Linked DNA regions of Mus musculus: regions 1, 3, 4 and 5 are each linked to region 2. Evidence: chromatin loops called from intact Hi-C (ENCODE). Cell type or tissue: left cerebral cortex. All regions are shown on one strand. Region 1 has its middle 76 kb from the start of Gm38512. Region 2 has its middle 35 kb from the start of Gm52623. Region 3 has its middle 92 kb from the start of Gm6639. Region 4 has its middle 150 kb from the start of Gm35255. Region 5 has its middle 8.2 kb from the start of Gm20515.

Region 1 (5,000 bases), 1.3 Mb after region 2:
TGAATGTGATTGGCTGATCTACATGATGCTGTGTGTGTGTGTGTGTGTGTGTGTGTGTGTGTGTGTGTGTGTGTGTGAGGTGGATGTGATTGGCTGATCTACATGATGCTGTGTGTGTGAGGTGGATGTGATTGGCTGATCTACATGATGCTGTGTGTGTGAGGTGGATGTGATGGGCTGATCTACATGATGCTGTGTGTGTGTGTGTGTGTGTGTGTGTGTGTGTGTGTGTGTGTGGTGGATGTGATTGGCTGGTCTACATGATGCCGTGTGTGTGTGTGTGTGTGTGTGTGTGTGTGTGTGTGTGTGTGTGTGGTGGATGTGATTGGCTGATCTACATGATGCTGTGTGTGTGAGGTGGATGTGATGGGCTGGTCTCTATGTATGTTTATAAGAGAGCAACGTGCAGAAGCACCTGTCACCCACAGAGCTCTCCAAGTGCCATGAGAGACAGGTGGAGGAAGGAGAAGTGGGGACTCTTCCTGGCTGGAGACAGAAAAGCACAGCGACGAGCAGGACCCCAGTAATTAGAGATAGGTGCTAGGGTCTCCTAGAAAGTAGCAATGGCGGACTTCAGCAATGTATACAAGAGCCTAACCTGGGTCCACCTGGACAGTTCCATCTGGTGGCCTTAAACAATGGCAGGGGCCCAGGAAGTACAATGATCAGATGGACTCCAGGTCATGTGGCTTTGCCTCCACTGATTTCGGGCCTCTCTCCACAAAGACAACACAACAGAAATCTGAAAAGGAAGATGGCAATCCACATGGCACCCAAATGAAAAGCTTTCTCCAAATATCTCCAACGAGGTCACAAGACTCCAGGACTCTCAGATGCGGTGTGCTGCATGCATCTCAGCATAGAGAAGTACATGACTGCCTGGCTGAAGTTCCACTTCACTCCACCCAGATTTTGTGGAAGCAACACATCTATAAAGCACAACTGATTCCACCACCCACCCCCGAGAAAAATCCCTGCAAACTGTGTGTCCCCCAAAACGATTCCTTTATTCTCAATGTCTCCAAAACCCAGGTCTCAGAGCCAGCCCCGGTAACACATAAGCTGATGAAATAAAAGTGTTACATTCATGTGTTCCTTAGGTCAAGGTGGTAGTGAAAGCGCTGGCACGTGTCATGAGAGTTAATAGACCCGATTGCCTGTCCCTCTGAGAGGCCTGGCTTTAAATCCAGGTTACATCATGAGTTGGATTGGTGGCACTATCTGTCTCCTGGGAATACGTGTTTGGTTTGTGAAGACGACACATTCAGTATAATTAGTATTCACTGGTGTGGTCAAAGCCCCAGAGAGCTGGAATTCCTATGTACTATAGCCAACCTTCTCTCCTTTTCCCACCCCCCCTCTCTCTCTCTGCTTTTCTTTCTTTCTTGAGGACTGTGGGGGCTGGAGACCTGAGTGAATTTACTCCAGATATCATGAGTTCTCCACATAGAATCAGCTGAAGGCAATTTTCAGCCATTGCTGTTAGAGTATCTAGAGCAGCGGCGACTGTCATCTAGCCAGCACCCAGCCCCCGCACAGGACCACTGATTACACAGTGTGGGTTTCACATAAAGACTTTTCTGGATGAGGCCGGCGGCTGAAAGGGGTTCTGAGCATCTAACAGAGCATCTGCTAACAACCATTAAAGTCATTATTGTTCCTTAGATAAAGCAGGGCACGAACACACAAACAGAGGAGTACTTGCTCACGACATAGAAAGTGTCCTCTCTTCCCAAGCATAACAGAGCCTCTTGTGTATCTTAAACCTGTTTAATTCCCATTTTAGGGGGTCTGTGACAGGCGTCGAGAGGAAGCTGCCAAAGCCATCACTATATTTAGCTGTTTATCACACATCAGCTCAAGGTGGTGTGTGCTGGTAGACATGCCACAAAGCAGAGAAAATGGAAGCTCATGAGTGGGGGGTAGGGGTGGAGAGCGGGGGCGGGGCAGGCAGAAAGCTTTGGGAAGATTCGGAACAGGGAGAAAACTATGATTCTAGTTGTGTCATTTCTAAGTCAAAATAAATAAATGAATGAATGACTACCAAGCTTCTAGGCAGAGTCGTGCAAGGCGATTTTAAAGTTAAAACGGACAGTGAAGAGGTAACGGCAGATTCCGTGGCCCCGAAACAAAGTGGGGGCAACCATTGGTTTCTATGTCCTTGGGGCTGTTCAGTGTGTTTTCTGAGGGCTGTCATCTGGGGACGAGAGAGAGAGAGAGAGAGAGAGAGAGAGAGAGAGAGAGAGAGAGAGAGAGAGAGAGAGAGAGATCTTTAATTTCTCTCACCAAAAGTTGTATGTGCCAGTTTGAAATTCCTGTTTCATCTCTGTGGTCTCCAGATAAATAACAGTCCTCAGGGACTGTGTAGCACATGCCAAGGCGGAAAGGGAGCACCACCGGGCCTGGAGATCAGGGCGGCTTCCCCAGATGCCATCTCCAAAGGGACACCAGTGCTTGGCTTCCCCGATGGTGGCTGATTCAGCGGAGAGCTTCACGTAGAAGCGGCTTTAAGGTTCTCAGGGGTCCCCGACCTCATTAATGATTTTAGGAGAGAGAGGGACACAAGCATGCGAGGGTACCTCCTCAATCCCACGTCCCAAGCCCCGACATTTCATTTTATCTTGTCATTTGTTAAAGGTTTAAGAAAATGGAAACTAATTGCATGTTGCTCTTAAAAATCAGTTTTAAAAATAGTCGGACACAAGCCTGCCAAGTCTAGTGTAACCGTGGCTGAGAGCTGACCCCTAATCAGCCCTCCGGATTGATTCTGGAGGGTCATTTGTATTTTCCTTCCTAACACGCTTCTCTCTCACCATCACTCCCAACAAAACACACTAGTTTAGAATTAAGATCCTTGCTGAGGACCAGCAGAGAAACATAGATGGGTAAATAGTGCCACCTAGTGGCCTGTACGATGCTCAGAAAAAGGAACCTCACGCCCCATTGTGGTTTTGGGGACTGCAAGTCCCCATTCTCACCCTCTGTCATCAAGCATGGGAAACAAAATTTTTCCTCTAGGAGAGAGCAAAAACAAAACAAAACAAAACAAAACAAAGCAAAACAAAAAACCAAAAGCAAAGACCAAACTATACTGTTTCTCTTCACTTAGCCAGGCTTCCAGTCACCTAGTGGGGATACTTCCCAAATCAAAACGAAAACAACAGCTAGCATTTGCGGATGACCTGAGCCAATGTTGTAAAATGCTTTCTTTCTCCAGCTCCTGACAGCTAACCATCTACATGGTCTGATTGTTTTTCGACTGGGGTGACAGCACTTCAGTCTTGGATCACAGCCCTGGATTCTGACAGTGACGCAGTGAAGACATGATTCGCTTCTCCCAGCACACCGCGGCCCTGGGGGCTGGATATGTATAGCGCAGAATAATTAGATCCACATTAAGCATTTACTTAGGGATACAAAAAATGAACTGACAAGAATCCTATCCCCCAAGAATGTATCCTCTCCACGATAATTTAAATGTGTAGAGTACTTCAGAGCGATTACCATTTGAAAGTATCTCCACAGTTTGATAAGGTAATTACGGTACTGATTTTAGAAATGATGTTTTATGATTTGTCCAAGGTCATAAAGATAAGAAGAGGCAGCTGTCCAGATTAGAGCTCATCACTCCACCACAAGGTGCCTCCTTCCCGAGGCAATTGATAGAGATTCCTAGTTTTATAGTGGAGACTGGGAGTTGGGTACTGAAGTGGCAGAGAGCTGACTTGAAGATTGCTGCTGTCGGGCTGAAGAGTCAAATGCTCTTCTTTGCCTTCTCCACGTCCAGAGAAGAATGTTGCAAACCAAACATCTCAATAGAGCAGATTAAAAGAAATCAGTTACATTCTCTGAGTCTCAGAAAAGTAAAAAGTATAAAGAATTTTCCTCAGCCTAAAGAAGGTGGGCACACACACACACACACACACACACACACACACACACGCGTGCGCTCACACACTGAGACACACACATACGCACATGAATGCACATACTCTAGCACTATTACATATTAAAGTGAAAGTGGTAAAAGAGGACATCTTTCCCCTAGCCACCCTAACAGGACAAAGATAGCATTCATCTCTCTCTTACTTAAGGTCATAGCTAGTGCAATAAGACAAGAAAAGGAAATTAAGGGTACATGTGTACTAGAACAGGGAGAAGCAAACATCTATTTAGGTAGCATGATAGTAAAGTAGAAAACGCCACAGAAACTTAAACTCTAACAAATAAGCTTGATGAGGTGGCACAGTACAAGTCAGAGATGAAAGTGATTGCTTCCTTATCCACCAGCAATGAGAAGCCGGAATCTAAAATTAAGGAACAACACTATTTATAATTCTACCAAAACCAATAACGATAAAGACACAATCTAAAAAGAAAAAAAAATGCACATAAGTTCTCCATAGGAAAATTATCTTTAGTGTGGAAGAAGAAAACGCTTTCTAGTACATAAAAATAAGGCAAGAGAACCAAAGATAAAGTCTAATCTTTCTCCTTACAGAGACTGGGGTGGGGGTGGGGGGAGTTCTGTCAGAAGTCAAACCATTTCAAACACCAGGCTAGCAGCCTGTAAGGGGCTAGTTCTTCCTCTCTCCCTCCCTGTAGTCTGCTGAACAGAGGACCAGAGTGTGGAATACTCACTCACAAAAGCAAAGACGAGCACACAGAGGAAAATAGTAAGTTGGGTTTTGTAAACTTATTTTTTATTAAAGACTTTCTTGGCAGGTGGCTGAAAGAAGCATGCGCCGACTGGGTGATGTGCTCAGAAATTGTGATTGACTGGTGTGTGTGAGGTCTGTAATGGTGCAAATGAGAATGGCCTGCGTAGGCTCTTAGGTGCACCCTCCCTCTGTCCCCCCCCCAGCCCCCATCCCCACCTTCCCGGTTCCCCCCTCCCTCCCTCCCTCTCCTTCTCTCCCTCCCTTCCTCTCTTCCCTCCCTCTCCCTCCCACTCCCTCTCTCCCTTCCACTCCCTCTTCTTCCCTCCCTCCCTCCCTTCC
Region 2 (5,000 bases):
CATTTCGTCTAGGTTCTATGTGTGGTGCTCTGAGCCTGCCTGAGGTCTCTAGTGATGCTTGGGTCTGGGGAGGGGATCTATTTGTTGTGCTAAACACCTTTTCCTGTAGTGTGAAAAAACCCAGGAAAATCTACCTCTCAAAAAGTCTAATCCCAGGAGCCAGGAGGGAACAGTCAGAGCCATTGTGAGATCAAGTGGACACAAAGCGCAGGTAGCTTTTGAGTGAAATACTACATTTTAAAGTTAGTCATAGCTCCTCATCTTACGTTACTCCTGAGTGCTGTGATAAAATGTCATAACTAGATTGCTTAGAAGCAGCAAGAGTTTCTTGGTCATGATGTCCAAGATTAAGGTTTTAGGAAATTCAGTGTGTAGAGAGGGCCAGTTTCCTGCTCCTAAGATGGTGGTTTCCATCTCTATCCTCACATGGTAGAGGTCATGGCACTCTCTTGATTCTATATGAGGCTAGTAACCCATCACTAACTAGGGTTAGCATTATAAAGGCTCTAACCTTATCACCCAGACAAATAGCCCAATAACTGTAGTTGATTCCATCAGTGCACTGATGTACAAGCCATCACAGCCCAGCAGAATAGTGCAGAGCTGAAAGCTCACTGTGCTCAGCTGTGGAAGTTATACTCAGCATTCCTTGCGGGAGTGGACCGCAGTCACTGTTCAGGTGTTTTGTGAAGAGGTAGTAGCTACACTGTCATCTCTTCTACCCACTGATTTATAAAGATGCCATTGGAAGGAGTGAGAGGATAGATGAATATGGGCATAAATATATAGGAAAAATTATTTCTCTGTAAGGTTTAACTTCTAAACAAAGACACCCTCAGAAGAGCCAACGTGCTGAGGTAGGAAAGATGGAGGATGCCGTAGGATGGAGCTGCCGGAACCTGTGTTTCATCTCAGCAGCTGGGGATTGAAACAACTGCCTTGTATTGATGTAATTAACAAGTAATACCATTGCCCAGTGCTGGTGGGCACTCTTAGTGGAGGTGCAGTCACAGTGGCCAGGCCAGACTGTATAACATTAACTTTCAAAATGTTCTGTAGAGTTGTATCAGGCAGGAACTGGACTTTAACAACAAGTCTTAAGCTAGAAAAAAAATTAATGGAAGAAACTGAAACTCGCAAAGGGACCAAACTCTGAATCAGATGTATAACTTTAATTTTTTCCAGAACCTGTTTTTTAACCATGGTTCTTAAATGCTTTAACCTCCCCTTTAGCCCACCACCCACCAGAAAGAATATGGAGGAAGTAGACCAGTAGAATGGTCCTTTGGAGCAACTCCCATCTGTATTGTTGGAAATCAACAGTTCCGTTCACAGGTTAGCAGCAGCAACAGCTCAATCCACTAGCAAGTACTTCATGGATACACCAGCAGTCCAGTTCAACAGAGTTGGGTTAGCAACAGCGGTGAGACTGCCTGCAGAGACAGCGAGAGACAAGTCAGCAGGAGGGACCAGAAGGAACACAGGAGTTCTTGGCTGTGCCTCTCTCAGGGAAGGGAAAATCAGCATAGACTCCAGGCTCAGAATTGTTGCACAGCTAGCTCTATAAGCAAGCCAAGCGCAGCCTCCATCACTGCCCATTAAGTCCTTTTATCTTCTCTCTGAACATCATGTGTCCTCCGTGAGCCTTGCCTCAGCACATGTCTTGTCTCAGCACAAGTGTCTATCTCAGCCCGAGTCTGCAGAGTCAGCAAGAAACTGCAGCACACCACCAGAAGTTTTTGGTGCATTTCTCTCTATGGAGTCCTGACAAATGCAGATCAACTATGTGATGTAAGGTAGCCCAATACATGCATGTCATTAGCAAAGAATTCTTCGTCATGTGTCCTTGCATATGCCTGCTTTAGCAGAACATCCTCTCTTCTGTGTCTGCTTCAGCCAAGCATTCCCTCATGAGCCTGCCTTAGTTTTTCACTCCTGTGTCCACTTTAATGGAAAGTTCCTTCACGAGCTTGCCCCAGCAAAACACCATTCGACACAACTGACTTTCCAGAGAACCCTTTAAGTTTCCACTTCAAAGATGATATCTTTATCTTGTTCTGTAAATGTGCCCTGTATTAATAATAACTGTAAATGCCAAATCATGGGGTGAGAATCCTCGATGAAAGGTGGCACCATCTGGATGTTTGTGCTTTCTTGGTTGATGGGAACTTTCGTGAATTCTAAAGACGACAATGGATCTTAATTAAGTGTTCAAATCCCCCCCTGTGTCACATGATTGTGGAAATCCTGAGTGTGCCTAGTTAATGTTGAAATCAATGGTAATCTGTAGGTGCTCCAATTGGTTGTTCAATATGCAGAGTAGTGGGCACTGTGAACATGCTTTAAACATGAAGCCCAAAACCCAAGGACAAGATGGTTTTGTGCAACTGCACTTCTTATGAATATGTTCCTGTTAAATATTTCAACCACTGAGAGCTATCTTGATATTATCTTAGAGTTCCAAAATCCCTTCCCACACACTGTAGTCAATACGCCATGCTTTAACGCACCATTTCAGAAGGCTATATAACACAATCAAACTGCTTATAAAGGCTTCCTCCTAGAACCAGCATGCATCGTAAGGGTGTGAATTCCAGCTTCTTGGTCCCAAGGAAAATGATGACGTCATCGAGCTGAAAGTACCTTTAGCTTCTCAGCTTGTACAAAAAGGAACTTCCAAAGCAAAACCCTGAGTCAAATCGATGTTTAAGGAATGTAGTTTTAGTCAAAGTGATGATGATGACAACAATGATGAAGATGAAGACAAAGATGATATATGGCTGATGGTTCTCAAAGCTTGCTTTTGTATTTTAAAACTTAGATTTATTTTTGTTTCCAGCAGGTGTCACTGTAGGCAAATAAAAAAAAATGACAGAGTTGCCACAGCTGTGTGATGGCTCCTCCAGCACAGAGCTGGCTTCTATGCAGACTGCTCAAGTCTCTTTTTATTCCTGTGGCTTGTGACATTGGTGTCTTTGCACCGTTTCTGTTTCTCTGGCCACATGCCCTGTCGGAAGATACCACTCAGCTAAATGGACAGAGACAGCAGAGGGACAGGCAGAGCTCAGTGTGGGGAGGGATGACTCTCATTCGGCAGCAGAGAGTCCTGAAATCTTGCAATGTCTAAATGAAGTCAGTACATGAGTTCGTTAGCTTTTGAAGAATTGCTTCCAAAGGTCTTAATCATGTCTGACTATTAGGGGTTCTGTACCAACTTTGTTACCAAAGAAAAGCTCTACCAGGAAGGACGGTCTTCAAAACCTCCCAGCAAGCACTTCCAGCAAGCGCTCAGCCGTAGCCAGGGACAGGGAAGGGAAAGCATGGCAGAAAGGACTAACTGATTGCTTCCATTGAGAGGAAGCTTCAGTGTTGGAGCTAGAATTGAGTTTGTGTTGTCTCACCAGACCCCAGCAAATCCATTTCCGAGCATGGCTTCACAAGGAAAGCCCGGAAACCATTCTGTCTCTCTGTTCCTTTCACTATGTACAGGAAAGCACAGGGAAGAGACAGAGCCAGGGGGACTTGGTCAGAAGCACTCCAGGACTTCAGGTTTCCTGGTAACTCTAGGAAACAAGGTAGGAGGGTTCCATAGCTGTGAATGGTTATTCACTAGGCAGAGCTGTTGGCAACTTGACAGGTGACAGAATTTAAGGAAAGTAGACAACAGAGAAAGTGGTTTGGACAATATTACTGAAAGTATTTTTTATGTGCTTTATTCTTACTTACAAAGGTTATATCCTGTATATGCATGCAGATAAACAGACAAGAACCCTCTTTTACAATCATGGCACAGAGTCTCAGGGAAATTGCTAGTTCCTGTGACTAAAGTTCTTGAGCCCAAAATAGAACCCCATCTCCTGACTCACTTCTGAGTTCTCATGCCCGAGAACATGTTGCCTAAAATAAGGTTGATTCTTGGCTTCTGGAAATATGGATTTTTATTTATTTTATTTTATTAGTAATGCTTCCAGAGTCTCCTAAGCCCTGACTCTATACCTGCACCATACCCAGGTCTTCACATTGCTCCTCTACCTATGAGGTGAAACAGTCTTTCATTATAAGAACACAGGCTCACATTCAGAGCTCTCTGCATGGGGTACTGAGGTACTGAGCCTGCATGGGGTACTGAGGTACTGAGCCTGCATGGGGTACTGAGGTACTGAGCCTGCATGAGGTACTGAGGTACTGAGCCTGCATGGGGTACTGAGGTACTGAGCCTGCATGGGGTACTGAGGTACTGAGCCTGCATGAGGTACTGAGGTACTGAGCCTGCATGGGGTACTGAGGTACTGAGCCTGCATGGGGTACTGAGGTACTAAGCCTGCTTGGGGTACTGAGGTACTGAGCCTGCATGGGGTACTGAAGTACTGAGCCTGCCTTAGGAGCTGAATGCTGAGCTTGACTCCTCCCAAGTCCAAAATCTTTCCTCACACCAGCAACAAAACATGGCCTTTAGTTAGTAGAATGGTAAGGGATAGGCAAGCTCAGTGGTTAGGAACACTTGTTGTCCTTCCAGAGAACCTGGAAGGTTCAGTTCCCAGCACTCATGTTGGATGGCTGACAGTTGCCTATAAGCCCAGCTCCAGGGCATCCCGTGCTCTCTCCTGACCTCCATAGCCAGACGCATACACGAGAGGCATACATTTATACATACACATATGTACACGTGCATGCACATGCATACACACACATTTGGACACACAAATAAAAATAATAATAAAATATTCTAAGAGAACAGTAGAACTGGCATTGGGAAATGACACCCTTTTCTTGTGTTTTGTGAGCTCTTATGTAGAACTAGCTTTACCCCGTTCATAGTGTCCCACTGCTGTCCTATAGAATGACTAGCTTTGTTTAGACTGGCACATGCCCGCGTCATAAACACTAATCAGAGCTGAGTACCCATCTATCGACACATCCAAGGCAAGAGCTGCAACAAAATTAGAGTCTCTGCTGCAAGCAAGAGAGTAAGAGAGACCCAACATCGCAGGATCCCACAG
Region 3 (5,000 bases), 1.3 Mb after region 2:
AACTTGGCAGAAAGAGATGTGTACATGGGCAACTGACATCCGGGTTGGCAAGTTAAGACATGAATTTTAGACAAGTCCCATCCTGGTAGGCAAGTTACAACATGGATATTAATTAGACAAGGCAAGTCCCTGCCACAGATGAATACCCCAACCAATGGGAGCAGGATAAGTGTAAAACAAAGATATGTTTCTAAGGAAATCACCCATCCCTAAATCCTGATTGGTGGAATAACTTGGCACAGATGTTTGTGGACTGGGGGGCTTAAAAACCCTGTAGGATCTTAACTGGGCGTGGGGGCATGGTTCAGTTCCTAAATGTGGACCAGAGCCCTGGAAGACCAGTGCTGGGGAATATGCTTGATAAACTATCCCTGTCTGACTGAGATTGGTGTTCATGTGGTTTGTGTGGTAATTCCTGGACCCAAACAGAATTGTAACAAAGTAAAGATGAAGTTGTCTGAAGAGATAAGGGACAGACAGTTTCCTCACATGACAACTTAGAACTTGTCACAGTGAGCTGCCTTTCCATCCCATGTCCCCCGAAACATTTTTTTTTTTTTGGTTTTTCGAGACAGGGTTTCTCTGTATAGCCCTGGCTGTCCTGGAACTCACTCTGTAGACCAGGCTGGCCTCAAACTCAGAAATCCGCCTGCCTCTGCCTCCCGAGTGCTGGGATTAAAGGCGTGCGCCAGCACACCTGGCTTCCTCGAAAGAATTCTAAATCCAGGGGAAAGTCTGGTAGGTAGGAGAAGCAGACTGCATTTTTTAATGCATTTATAGTACTGGTCCTAATTAGTTAGTGGGGTAAAGATTATCATAAAAATACAGCCTTAGTCATATATTTGTATTTTGGAGAGGAGATGGTTTGCCATATGTACCAAGCAGAAGATTAAGTACTTACAAAAAACAAATTACAAACCCATACGAGACAACTGTCACAATGATACTGAACAGATAACATGAAGAGGCAATTCACAAAACAGAAAGTGGAAATGCCTTCCTGTCACTTTTGTTGAATTAATTCAATCACTATTGCATGAGCTCCTGGTGAGTGCTCAGAGACATGCTCCATGATACAACACCAAACTAGCAAGCCTAAGCTACAGAGACCTCAAGATGTACATGGTGGAAGAGATGCCTCAGACACAGGCAGGCAGATGCCCACACAAGCAAGTCCATATGCTATTACTATGGAAATCAGAAGCCACCCTCCTGTTCCACAGTTGGCCACATGTTAAATAAATTGAGGCAGACACTGAATTTTTTTTCTAGAACTGTTCAAAGTCATTAAACAATTCTCACAGCAAAGTCTTGGTGGAGAAAATACAATGTAAACATGGCGGCAGCAATACTATGACACTGTTGTGTGGGTGGGTGTGAGTTCTAAACTTTCTAGAGTAAAAGCAGTTGTCTTGTAGCTTAACTGCCAAATAACCCATTCACATATGCACCTTTCTTTTGGTTTGGATTTGTTTTTAAAATTGCAAATCACCTTTTAAATATTAATTTATTAAATTATTTTATAACATTGCAAAAGGTGCCCCCTTTCCTGGTCCCTCCTCCTGAGTTCTTAACCCTACGCCACCCTGCCTCTGAGAGGGTACTCTCCCACCCACCCACCCACCTACCCACCCCTGCCTCACTCCCGCCAGCATCCCTCTTCCCTGGGGCATCAAGTTTGCACGGGATTAAGCGCATCCATTGAGGCCATACAGGACAGTCCTCTGTGACACATGTGCCCGGGCCACAAACCAGCCCATGAACACTCCTTGGCTTTGATTTTTGAGATAGGGTCTCACTATTTGCTCCAGTTATCCTGAACTCAGTATGCAGATAAGGCTGGCAAGAACTTCTCCTGCCTCTGCCTCTGGAATGCTGGGATAAAGGTGTGGAACACCATGCCCTGCTTAACTATTCTCCCTCTCTCTCTCTCTCTCCTCTCTCCTCCCTCTCTCTCTCTCTCCTCTCTCCTCTCTCTCTCTCTCTCTCTCTCTCTCTCTCTCTCTGTGTGTGTTTGTGTGTGTGTGTGTGTTTGTGTGTGTGTGTGTCTTCCCCTCTTTGTGTGTGTGTGTGTGTGTGTGTCTCAGGTTGGCAAAATGATATAATATTCTACATTAATGAAATGGTACAGCTATGCCCTTTTGACCCAGAATGGCCATACATGCCCTGTGATCTCAGCAGCAGAGAGGCTGAGACTGGTGGGCTACAGTTGAGGCCTGCCTGGACAATTAGCCCTTCCCTTGTGGGAGCACTCCACTCTGTGGGCTCCTTGCCCCTATTAGGTTCTGTCCTCTCTGCCCTCCAGTCTATTGGCCAAGTTGTGCATTTGAGTCTTCCAAGACCTTCTGTCCTGAACTAGAGATCGAGGTTAGAGGCCACTGACATATTTGAACCCATCACACCTGACACAGACTCCCAGCTTACTCGGCCGCTGACTTGGGCCATGCAAACTGTGTGTGTGTGTGTTGTGAGATTTCCATCCTAAAACATGGATGACGATTCTGAAACATGCTGAGACATATTACCTACAACACTGTTTGCACAAGATGTAATTTCAATTCTATACTACCCACTCAGGTGAGGATGCGAAATTTTAAGGTGTGCTGACTATAATCTTCCGATAAAGCATATTGTAACTTTAAAGGAAAATTATTGTCTCCAAAACGAATCTGTCTTTTGTATAGAGGAGACACAAACATTGTAGGTGAAACTTGTTTTCAAATGTAACACGGTTTCTATTACACTTGTAAACGTGCAGTAATTGAGAAGAGGCTGCTAGCACCGTAGGCACTGATACTAAAATGGTTTTGCCTGGTTCGCACAGTGCCCTGCTAATGTGCTTTTAATTGCTCTTCAAAATCCCTGCTAGGAGTAGAGAAACATAACTCTCCCCAGAGTAAGCAGCCGCTGAAGCAGCAGCGTGGGATTTTCGGTGATGGGCTTGGAGCGCCTCCCTGTGGAACGACTGGAGTACTGCAGTCCCAGACTGCCTTGGCTGGTCTTAGGAACCTTCTAGCTCCTTTTGCAGCCTTACAGTCAATTACCTGTTATGCTTCTTTTTCACATGTGCGTTTAATCTCCTTTGTATCAGAGACATTTTTTCAATTTTTTATTAGATATTTTCTTCATTTACATTTCAAATGCTATCCCAAAAATCCCCTATATCCTCCCCCTGCCCTGCTCCCCTACCCACCCACTCCCACTTCTTGGCCCTGGCATTCCCCTGTACTGGGGCATATAAAGTTTGCAAGACCAAGGGGCCTCTCCTCCCAATGATGGCCAACTTGGCCATCTTCTGCTACATATGCAGCTAGAGACACAAGCTCTGGGGGTACTGCTTAGTTCATATTGTTGTTCCACCTATAGGGCTGCAGACCTCTTCAACTCCTTGGGTACTTTCTCTAGCTCCTCCATTGGGGGCCCTGTGATCCATCCTCTAGATGACTGTGAGCATCCACTTCTGTATTTGCCAGGCACTGGCATAGCCTCACAAGAGACAGCTATTTCAGGGTCCTTTCAACGTATCCGAGACATTTTAAGCATTTGTTGAAAACAACAAATTATATATTTTGCAGTTCTGTCTTCCCCCAAACTTCCCAAGTTGTGCTAAAATACAATGTTTTTCAGCCAGCTGCATTGGTGTGCACCTTTAATCCCAGTTCTGTGCTCAGAAGGCAGAGGCAGGAGGATCACTGTCAGTTCAGGGTCAGCCTGGTCTACATAGCAAGGTCCAGGACAGTCAGACTTACAGAGATCCTGTCTTGAAAACAACAAACAACAAGTATTTCCTTGCAAAAACCTCTGAGTTTCTCTACTGTGACAGTTGGGAGCACAATATGGAAAGGAGTGGGGAGCACCACAGCTGTTTGTGCCTTAACTGTTGCCTTCTGAAGCACCTCCCTGCAGCTGGCAGGTACTGCTGCCATGGATACTGAGACCTTTGGCTCTGAAGAATTGAAGGTACAATACAGAAAGCAGAGGGGCTGGAGAGGGGGGGGGGCTCAGTGCCCGAGAACACTGGTTGCTCTTGCAGAGAAATGTGTCCTGTCCTAAGCACTGACATCCAGTGAATCACAACCTCCCTAACTCCAGTTCCAGAAGAATGAGACACCCTCATGTGGCCACTGCAGGTACCTGTATGCCACGTGGGGACTGCAAGCACACACACACACACACACACACACACACACACACACACACACACTCAATCAATCAATGTTTAGATTAAGATAAAGAAGAAAATGAAGTGCAGAGGTAAACTACTGTCCCTCTGGAGATGGACCTATATTATCAACCTATTGGGGATTGGTTTTCTCTGACTTTAACTTACTCTAGTTGTGATGGCTAATCTTGGGTGTCAACTAGACACACCTTGTTGGGGGCGGGGGGACTTCTCAGCTACAGAATTGTCTTCATCAGATGAGCCTGTGGGCCTGTCTATAGGGAAATTTCTTGATTGCTGACTAGCATAGGAGGACCAAGCCCATGATGAGTGATGTCATCCCTCAGCAGGTGTCCCTGAGCTGTATAGGAAAAGTAGCTGAATGTAACTCTTAGAGCAAGCCAAAAAGGCAACTTTCTTTCCTGTGTTGGTTCTTGTTTCCAGCTACTGTCTTGAGTTCCTGCCTTGACTTCCCTCCATGTTGGACTATAAACTTAGTTAAAGCCCTTTCTCCTCAAGTTGTCTTCAGTCACAGTATTTATCACAGCTTATCACAGAATACCAGTTTTTGTCTGAATCTCAGAATATGGGCTGGCTTGGATGGCTCAGGTAGGGACTACTCACCTCCCAGACAAGAAGACCCGGGTTCGGTTCCCCAACATAAACTAGATATGGTGGTGCACACTTACAATCCTATCATTGAAAGAATAGAGGCAGGAAAATAAAGCAAGCATTCTGTAGACAGAATGGCAGGCCTCACTGACGAAGCACCTCTGCATAAACGTCGGGGGGCTGCACAGCTGTGGAGGCAACTTCTACATGAGGACCAAACAGAAGA
Region 4 (5,000 bases), 870 kb after region 2:
GGCAGCCTGGGAAATTTAACAACAGGCCTCAGCCAGCAAGACCTGGGTTCTGACATTTGTCAAAACAACTTTCCTCAACACATCAAAATGTTCCTTACTCGTGTGTGTGTCATTCAGATGCGTCGGGTGACTGTGGTTTAGACAACGGTGACGGTTAGAAAATCACCGTCCTCCGCATGTGAATGCTACAGAGAGAAGAGCCCTCTTTGCTGGCCAGGAGTGGGCCCGTTCCCTTTGAGGCGCTTCAGTCTGAAAAAAAAAGTATGCAAGAATCTAATGCTAATAACAGTGTTTCCCATTTGATTTTCTGTTTTGTTTTGATTTTCCTCTCTGACAAAAGTTAACGGCAGCGTTTAGTTCATTTCAAAGGCTTCGGTAGATAGCCAACGCATGCTGTTGTGTGTCGCCGGACTCTCCCCTTGTGATTATCTGACTTGGAATTTCGGATACGTTGGTAAGACTGGCTCTTCAGTAACGTCCTGTTTGTATTTTTTTTCCTCAGTGTCTGTAGAGCAACAGGAGGCAGGTGGAGTGTGTCCCCTACTTCTGTCTTTTGGGGACTCTTTCAAGGAGCTATGCAGTATTTCTAGAAACATAGAGACAATGTCTACAACACATGGTACATGAAGCGTGTCTCTCTTACCTAGGGCAGACAGAGCAAAGCCTTGTAGCAGTGCGGTCATCTCTCCTACTTAAGTAATGTCAGCCCTGATGCCAGGTCTAGCATCACTGGACAATAAAGGAGAAAAGAAATAGATGTCAAAGCTTTTCGTATGCCTTCTTTTCCTCACGTAGGGGCCCATTCCCTGGTGAGATAGTTAGCTGTGCTTCTTTCCAGAGAAAGTATTTCCTATCAAGAACCATCACTTAAGCTTTCAAACTAACAAGTCCCTTACATGGCATTTATCCCCTTATCCTTCACCTCGCAAATACGATGTGATGTGGCCTGTCCTGAAGTCCAGCCCGAGTTGAGATAACTATTGGCAGGAATAGAAACATGGGAGATTTGACAGGGACAGTGTGGGGTGAAGTCCTGGGACCTCACTGGCTGGAATGAAAATCGTGCACGTCAGGGACACGCCCTGCCCTGCCTTAAGGAGCAGCCTCCTCTGCTTGTGCAGAGTTAAATCCAACACATGGTTGAGAGCAAGCGGGACCTGTCCACTGCAGGGCAGCTTTGGCTACAGACCACACTCCCGAGGAAAACACTCTCACTTAGTTGTATGAAATGACAGAATTGATTAGAAATTTTTCTAAAGGGAACACTTCCTAAATTTGCCAGTTATACTGCAAATGATTGTTTAACACTTTTAAGAATTAAAAATTCCTACCTGCCTACCTAATACTCACACTGTTCCAAAAGTAGAGGTACTTCCTGCAAGGGTGGGGGGGGGTGGTGGTGGTGGTGGTGGTGGTGGTGGCTCATCTCATTTCATGCCTTGTGAGAGCCACTTTACATTCCAACTTTGGCCTTTTGTTTAGTTTGCTTGGTTTCTGAATCATTCCTTACATTAGGAAAAGGCACAGACAGCAGAGCTGCCTGGTCCAGTTGGTTTCTGTCACTGTCTGGACTCTCTCTGGTTGCTGGTTGGTCAGTCACCATCTGTTTAAGGCTCAGTTTAGTTTTTGGGTTTGGTGATTGGTAGGGAGGGTGCTTCGATAACTGCTGTAGTAGGAGGTGTTCCCTGCTTCCATGGCCACTCCAGGCTTGGTAACAGATATATTGTCCTTCTGGGGCCCTCAGAAAAGAATGAATAATTAGCTGTTGTCATGCGTTTTTGGAGAAGTTCTCAACTACTTGAGAGGCATTGCCTCTCGATCAGACAATACAAACTGCCAGGCCACACGAGTTGGTTTTTCACCCTTGCGGAAGAAACCTGAAGTTCTGCTCAGACTACCCACTGGTGTTTGCCAAGCCCAAGGCAGAGGGACGGATTCCACGTCCTCTATGGACCACAATGCCGGGGAGCCGTATCTGCCTGAGAAGCGCCCGAAACCACGGCTAAAGTGTCCAGAGCTCTGTAAGGCTGGGATGCCTTTTTACAGCCCCTTCTGCTCATGTGATGAACCAATGTAATTTTAAAGAAAAATTTAATCCATATGTTTTTCATTAATCTGTACTAAACTCATCAAAATGGTGTTTTGTAAGAGTGATTTGGTGCCCCAGAAGTCTTCTGAGGCTTCTGTAACAGGCCTTCATAATGCCGGTTCTCTTTGAAGCAGGAATTGTGTTTTGCCAACAGCAAAGAAATTCAAACCCCCAAAGGGTTTGGATCAGTTTGAAACTCCAGGCCAGAGGACTCTGTGGGGTTCTACACTTGGCAAACTGTGCTCTCTCCCTTCTGACTTTGAAATACCTTATTTCCTTCCCACAAGAAATGTTCTATTTATTGTTTGCCTAAATCGTGTGTTCAAAACGATCGTCAGGCTTCTTAATGTATGAAACTTATACACGAATTGAAAAGCAGGCTTCGGGACTAATTCCTTCTCAGGCTCTGTCATTGGGTTGTCCTTGGGGAATTTTCTTTAATTAGTCTGTTTCCTGACTCTGCATTTTCTTGCGACTTGGGCTGACCAAAAGATTTACCACAGAGGGTGAAGAAGCTGGTACCACCCAGAGACCAATGCAGAGCAACCACAGGTTTCGCCCCAGGGTGGCCCAGCAGAGACATATTTTTTGATATCCTATGTTAATGTACTCTTATACTGATGTTGACAACCAAAAATTCAATGCAGATTTCACATAACTCCGTGGCCTGTGCCAGGAGCAATGTAATTCACAATTGTCTGTGTTTGCTAATTTTGTGGTGGTGTTAGTTTGTGCTCCAGTGTTTAAGGGAGGCATGCGTAAGCTCACTGGGGCTTTTTTATACAATGTGTGTGAGAGAGAGAGAGAAGAAGAGAAAGAGTTGAAAATGCAAACAAGACAGTGTATGCCCGCAAGTTAAGCATGAGACAGTTGTGGTCCTTTGTCCTTCCTGCCTCTGGGCTGTGAAGTGGGAGCGCCCCCTGGTGAAACTTTAAAATCACTGAAGATTCAGGATGCGTGACATCCAGATTTCTTCCTAACGTCTATGGGTTTTTTGTTTGTTGCTTTTTTGTTGGTTTTTGTTGTTGTTGTTGTTGTTTTGTTTTATTTTGTGTGAAAAATTAACAATTTGATTAAGTTTAGAATGAAACGTTAAAAAAATTTAAAAATCATTAAGTAAAACGATCTCTTTAGGTAACAGAAATGAATATTTGTTGTCTATACCAAAGTGTGTCTGTTTGTTTGCCACTTTTCCACATCATCCACAGCTGCCATTTCCGGCTCCATCTCTGAGGTCACCCTAAGACTATGGTCGTATGAATGAAACCCATCTAAAAACGTGATTACCTCCCTCTCAACAACACAAACAGCAAAGAAATGTGAGGTAAAGCGACAGTAAGGGCAAAAGCAAGAACTGTCACAGAACAGTCCTCGTGACACCCCACGAACCTCTGCAGAGTGTCTGTGGTGTAAAATCTCACGCATGCTGCAGAAATTACATACTGGGCCCTCTGCAGCTCTCGGCCTGGTGTGAGCCAGGGCATGCCATGGCTTCAACCTCTCAGAGATAGGGGTTGTCATCTGAATCATGGGGTGGGGTGGGGTCAAGGGGCACCTGTTCCCCTTCACAGTTCCAGAGAAGCCTGGGAAAACCTCCTTAGGATGGCCTGTTGCATCTCTGCAACCTCTGTGAAGGGATTTTTCTAATTTCCTGTTTGTGGGGGCCCGGTGTGTGTGTGTGTGTGTGTGTGTGTGTGTGTGTGTAAAAGCAAGTGCTGTTTCAAGATGAAGAAGGAAAGGAGGCCCTTCTTCAGTGCTCGGGGTAAAGGAGTATTGACCAGTAGCAGCTTTTCTTTTCCCATTGCAAAGGGCCACAGTGGAACATGTAGCTCCTGGGATGGGTACATGAAGAGAGGAAGCAGCTCTCCTTGCACAAAGCTCCACACAGCTCAGCCCAGAACTAACCCTCAGGCTGTCCCCTTTGCAGATAGTGTGTCACCCACTTGAACTCCCCCTCAGGCTGTCCCCCCTTGCAGATAGTGTGTCGCCCATTTTTGGTACCAGTTACCCTAACCAGGCCCAAGCCTCTATTGTCCTTTTAATGTTGAAGAAATTATGTTCGTTTTTCCACCAGCGATAAACCCTTCATTTGGACAAATGATCTGGTCTTGTCTTTTAGTAGCGGATAATGTCATCTTAGATGCCTGCCGTTAAAATTCTTTCACTTTTTCTGCATAAAGCCGGCTTTTTGTAGGACATAGCTAAATATTAGTTATCCTCATTTTGAAGTGTACTTAACAAACTTATTCTAAAAATCAACTCATGTAGGTACTTTAAACGTAAGTATTTCAAATCTGGAGATTTTCACACTTTTATATTAAAACAAGAAAAATAAAACCCCCCAAACAAAACACCACAGGTACCTCCTGCATACTTGGTGCCTGCGTTTCCCCCATTCATCTTGTGAGTGTCCAACTTCTTTCTTTTGTTCAGAGTGAGAGACGGTCCCTCCTGTCCTCACTCTGAGGTACTTCACATGGTCCGACATGCGTAATCAATCTTGTACTTAAACCTTTGTGAGGAAGCGGAGCAGATGGATAATGGGAACGAGGTTGCCATTTGGGCTCTGGTGGATTCATGAGCTGCCTCCACAGCCACAGCTCTGCGGACAAAGGTGGGGGGACATAAAATTCATTTCAGAGGCTCTCCCGGTTCCCTGTCTGCTCTTTAAGCATCGGCCGCCCCCCACTTGATGCAAACAGTTGGCATGGGGGGGTGGGGACGGAAGGGGATTTACCTCTTCCTCAGAATGAAATTACACATGGCTTCAACTGCCCAGGGAGTTGCCCAAATTAAGGGACCAGTTCCAGTGGAGTGACTAGGGCCTCCATGCCATGAAATTGCTCCTGCCTAAGCCTAGAGTTCGCTTTGTCTAAACTACATGCTGGCGTATTAGTGGAACACTACGACT
Region 5 (5,000 bases), 220 kb after region 2:
TCTGTTATTGTAATGTTTTTCTTTGCTTTATGGAGAAACGCTCCCTACTAATTTTTTTTAAGAAATCTATTTAAAAATAATTTCCATCTGCCTCATATGATTTAATAAATGGAAAACACATTTGGATTAATGAACAGAATTCTGTGTGGGGGCATAAAAACTTCTCTCTGAGAACACTTGCTTTTTGCTTAGTATGCATTTGTCAAATTTTCTTTTTAACGTACAGTTTTAATCTTTGGCCCTTTTAAATAAAGGAGTGTATACTTTAAACAATATTTAACTAGCAACTGTTTAAATATAATGGCCATGTTACTTTATCTGTCCCTTAGAATGGGTTGTACTTGACGACCTCTGTGGCTCGGGAGTCCTCCAGTGTAAGTGTTCCCGCTCCCAGAGAAGCAAACAGAGTCTGCCTTTTGTGGTGCTCATGAGTTGCAGATTTGATTTTCTTGACAGCTTACCTCAGGAGTGATAGCTGTGTGTGTTTGCTGTTTCATTCACAATGAAAGGAAACTGGCTAAATTCACAAGGAAGACACCTCAAAGTTGGGACTGTTTAAAATAAAAACGCAAATACACACCACCATGAGAGATTTTAAACAAGCTAGGTTACCAAATCGGTAGCTAATTTTTTGCCTTTCTAAAATGTTGGATATTTAACCCTCCGAATAATTAAATATTTGTAATAAAGCAGTTAATTCAAGCAGTTTATTGCTGTAATTTGCAAAAGTGCATTGAGCTGCTTTCTTTTCAGCTCATTGACGGGGGACAAACATTTCTTTAATAAGACTACAGCACATTCTAATTTTGCTGCAAACGCTTAGATAAGGATCAGGCCCTCTCTGAGTCACTGGGCTGACCTATGACATTGAAAGGGCCCAGGCTCTTTGGCAAAAGAAGAGCTGGGATTCATTATTATGCACAGGACTTCCCGGTTCTGAAGGGCTCTGTGCTGTCTCTCAGATAGACTTTGTTTGTTGGAAATGAGAACTGCATTTTGGCAGCAGCCGACCAGAGCCAAGCTACTCAGCAGGCCCATTGGTGATGATGCAATCCCTCATTAACGCTGTTTCTCTATTAGTGGATTGTACAGGAGTTACATGCGATTGAGCATCTTCATTGAGGCGCTTAGAAAAGCTTCCTAGTATCAGGCCCTACCTCTGGGCGGCCCATCTTTATTAGCTGCAGTGATTAATGCTAGAAATAATCTTTTGCACTTTGCTTGATATAAAAATGCAATATAAGAGCCCAAAACTCTGGTGGAACTTAATCTCCCTGTCAGAGGAAGGGAGGAAACATTTACCTGGAAAACAAAGCAAAACACAACTAAACAACTGGGAAGTTTATCAGGCTGAAACGGCGCTTGGGTACTCTTGCCGCAGAAGTGAATGAACACCAGTTGCCATGCCAAATGTGATTCCTCCTGCTGCTCCTGCTGTTCCAGATGTGTGTGCTGGGTGGGGGATGCGGGGTTGGGATAGAGTCATAAGCCCAAGCTCATTTTTTTTTAATCCAAACTGTTTGTGTAAGTCAGTGATTGGAGCCTGCAATATCCCAGCATTAAGGTTTTCGTCACAGAATAGTGGCACCAAGATAAGATTGTACTTAAGATAAAATCAAACGGGTTGAGAGGCGTTGCCACCTGCTTCTCTATAAGTGGGCATGCCCTTAAATAAGTCAGGGTAGGCTAGAAGTTGTTACCCGAGTGTATCTAATGTCAGCTTCTCTTTACCACCCCTTGTGCACCAGCCTGCTGTGTTCCCAACACTACGTCTGATTCCTCCTTATTATTAGACAATAAATTTCATTTGGAGGTATAGTTCAGGAACATGAGGAGACAGTAGCGTTGCTTTCATCCGCTCAGTGTCTTAGTATGACAGAGGAGAATCCTAAGTTGATTAGATGTTCCTCACCTTTCAGGTGTGGTGTGGAAAAGGCTTTTTCTTGGCCAGGCCAGAGGCTGCTCTGGTAGACTATGCTCTCCATTCTGAGTCCTTCAGGGAGGGTCTACTTCCCTTGAAACTGCTGGCAGGTCAGAATGGATCTCTCATAGTGATGTCACTAATGACTAGAATAGCTATAGACTACAAGTACTATAGAACATATATATTTCCTATATATACATTTGTTGTTTGAGGATTTGTTTTTATTTTCTGTGTCTAAGAGCCTCCAGGTTTATATTGCACCATGTACTTATATGTATGGCCAGAAGAGGGCATCAGGTCCCCTGGAACTGAAGTTACAGATCTCTGTGAGCTGATATGTGGGTGCTCAGAACCAAACCCAGGTCCTCTGCAAGAGCAGCAAGCATTCTTAACTGCTGAGTCATCTCTCCAGTTCCTGGCATATACACTTGAACTGAATAAAACTACAGGAAGCTAAAGAAGTTGTCTGAGAATTCACAAATTATTAGTAACTTAATTTGGCCTCTAATACAAATCTTCCTTGCCAGGCTTTTATTTATAGTCTACAATAAAGAGAAGCAAGTTATATTTATTGAGCAAATTGTGTAATTAAACCAGCTCCCAAGGTGTTTTTCATTTTGGAGCTCTGAATTGACTCCAAGGAAAGTTAAACAAGAATTATCATGTTGAAGCAAAAGCTTTGTTTAAGAATAAGCAAGCATAGGTAGGGGCTGAAGAGCTGGCTTTGCAATCCACTGCACTTGTTCCCCTTCCAGAGGACCTGAGTTCGATTCCCAGCAACTACATCAAGTGTCTCCCAACCAGTTCCAGAGGATCTGATGCCTCTTAGGAATCTATACTTGTGTACATACGCGCATGTGCACACGCATACACACAGAGACAAAATTAAAAAGTAAGTATTAAAAAGATATGAGAACGTTGCTTAAAAGTTACCTGTATTAGAATCTGGGTTTGCAAACTCCTCCAAGCTGAACCAGAGATGGTCAGAGCACAGTCCAGTCAAGGCTCAGAAGATCAAACTATGACAGGTGCTTGTGATGTGGTGACCATCCCTTTGTTCATCGGAAGTGGGTAACAGGGCAGCATAGACTATGTGTACGAAACACTCAGTCTTCAAAAGGAAACCTTCACAATAGCACATGTTTGTATCCTTAAAAATCCACCAAATAAAAACTTTGAAGTCACCTGGCCAAGCTGAGACCTGCAGACATAAAAAGCCAATCCATCCCCCATGGAGAGATGCTTTTCAAACATGTTTGTCTTGATCTTCCTTTATTCTCTGTCATCTGAGGTTTGGTCTGGCAGTGCTAACAGGTGACAGTTTATATTTAAGAAGATTTCATACAACAAAAGTATCATTGCATATGAAAAATTAGCATTAGAGAATATTTAATAAGAAAATGTGAAACACTACAGTTTTCTCTCCACTTGTCACTTTGTTTGGCTTTTGTTTGGGTGTGCGTGTGCTGCTCGGGTAGGTGCACACATATTTGCAGGCGTTTAGCTTCATGAAGGTTACCTGTGGTAGTAGATGAACTCTGCAGAAGTGACTTAAGTTCAGGGTCTCGAGATGAAGATATGTGCATCGGAGCCTGGAGATCAACGCTGGGGTTCCTTGGGAGTCTTTCTCCCTTTCTTTTGTTGGGTTTTGTTGTTGCTCTTGAGACAGACTCATTGAAACCTGCAGCTTGCTGGTTTTGCTGGGCTGCTGGCCAGGGGACCAAAAGACCAACCAGTCTCTGCCTTCCCTGGGCTCAGATTACAAACACATGCCACAATACTTGGGGAGTTTGTGTTTTGTTTTGTTTTGTTTTGTTTTGTTGTTTTGTTTTGTCTTGTTTTGATAACATGGATTTAGATCAAACTCAAGTCCTCATGCCTACATTCGCCAAGTAGACATCTTTCCAAATCCCTGGTCTTGACTTTGGTTGTTTAGTTTTCCAGTGTTTGGACCTTAAGTAGCATAGTCCTCATCAAACCACTGCAACTTACTTGCAGACAAATTCTATCCTCCTTTAGTCTGTTTTCCTGCTATGACTACAATAAACTCCCACAATTTAGTATCATAAAAAACAAAACAAAACTAAGCCACAGTGGTGTATGTCTGTGGTCCTACTCCAGAAGAGACTGAGACAAGACAATCACTGGATAGCAGCTATTTGAGATCAGCCTGGGTAGCAGATCGAGACCTGTCTCAAAACTAGCAAAACCAAACCAAGAAACCATCCTAAATTATCATCCTGTATTATCTTAAAGTTCAGAATCAGAGATCTCTGCAAAGTTCTGCTGGGCCATTTTTCCTCTGGACATTCTTGGGGGATCTTCTCCTTTCATCTTCTCAGACCCCAGGTCTCCAGGCATCCTCCACTTGTGGTGTTTTCCTCTAATTTCAGAATCGGCAAGCAGCATCTTCAAGCTCTTCCCCATCCCTTAGTATGTGTCTTACTTTGCCTTCTAATGCTGTGCTGAAGACCATGGCCAAAGACGCCTTGTGGAGGAAAGGAATTGTCACTCATGATAACATGAGGGTAAATTGTGACACTGCTATGCTCTGCTCCAATCACTGAGGGAACCTAAAGCAGGAGCTGATGCGGAGGCCATGGAGGAATGTTGCCTACTGGATTGCTCTCTGTGGCTTGCTCAGCCTGCTCTCTTATAGCACCTGGGACCTCCTGTGTGTATAGGTGACACTTCCCTCTATGAGATGGGCTTTCCTATACCAATCATTAATCAAGAAAATGTCCTACAAACTTGTCTACAGGAACAGGACAGTGAGATCAGTGTCTCCTATCAGTGTCACATGGCCTTCTGTCCCAATGTGGCCATGTGAGCATCCGCTGTCCCTTTCTTGCCTCGGGGAATTTGATGAGTTTCCCACCACATGCAGTCACCTTGCCAACTTGGAATCTGAGACCATCTATCATCAAGTCCTGAATATCAGGATACACATCTCTGCACTTGCATGTTAGAGAAGGCTTGCTGTAAGGAAATTTATTGAATGTGGCTAAATTGTATAAATCCACTTATTCAGAGAGAATGTATATTTTAAAGTAGTACCAGGAAACAAAACACCAGT

Evidence for each region. A loop is a pair of places that touch in the nucleus more often than their neighbours do. Peaks named below come from ENCODE experiments on the same cell type or tissue, not always from the same donor. Only the 100,000 strongest peaks of a DNase experiment are listed, where the experiment ranks them.
Region 1: a loop joins it to region 2, with 8 times the contacts of the local background. A loop is called at or near these places in 13 of 42 quality-filtered maps.
Region 3: it touches region 2 in a loop (9-fold over the local background); 4 of 42 quality-filtered maps call a loop at or near these places.
Region 4: a loop joins it to region 2, with 11 times the contacts of the local background. A loop is called at or near these places in 11 of 42 quality-filtered maps.
Region 5: a loop joins it to region 2, with 2.2 times the contacts of the local background. A loop is called at or near these places in 2 of 42 quality-filtered maps.

Annotation. Positions count from the first base shown.
Region 1 is chr3:35,479,624-35,484,623 of GRCm38, forward strand. No RefSeq gene overlaps it. Among named protein-coding and RNA genes, the nearest start is that of Gm38512, 76 kb to the left of the region's middle. In left cerebral cortex, a CTCF peak has its summit at 2,908 (motif pointing left); DNase peaks (open chromatin) are centred at 1,615, 2,495 and 2,892; H3K4me3 peaks cover 500 bases.
Region 2 is chr3:34,229,223-34,234,222 of GRCm38, forward strand. No RefSeq gene overlaps it. Among named protein-coding and RNA genes, the nearest start is that of Gm52623, 35 kb to the right of the region's middle. In left cerebral cortex, a CTCF peak has its summit at 2,839 (motif pointing right); DNase peaks (open chromatin) are centred at 2,948, 3,760 and 4,594; H3K27ac peaks cover 801 bases.
Region 3 is chr3:35,571,702-35,576,701 of GRCm38, forward strand. No RefSeq gene overlaps it. Among named protein-coding and RNA genes, the nearest start is that of Gm6639, 92 kb to the right of the region's middle. In left cerebral cortex, a CTCF peak has its summit at 2,968; a DNase peak (open chromatin) is centred at 2,942.
Region 4 is chr3:35,100,428-35,105,427 of GRCm38, forward strand. No RefSeq gene overlaps it. Among named protein-coding and RNA genes, the nearest start is that of Gm35255, 150 kb to the left of the region's middle. In left cerebral cortex, a CTCF peak has its summit at 3,009 (motif pointing left); a DNase peak (open chromatin) is centred at 2,995; H3K27ac peaks cover 751 bases.
Region 5 is chr3:34,444,585-34,449,584 of GRCm38, forward strand. No RefSeq gene overlaps it. Among named protein-coding and RNA genes, the nearest start is that of Gm20515, 8.2 kb to the left of the region's middle. In left cerebral cortex, a CTCF peak has its summit at 2,212 (motif pointing right); DNase peaks (open chromatin) are centred at 398, 973 and 1,343; H3K27ac peaks cover 1,388 bases.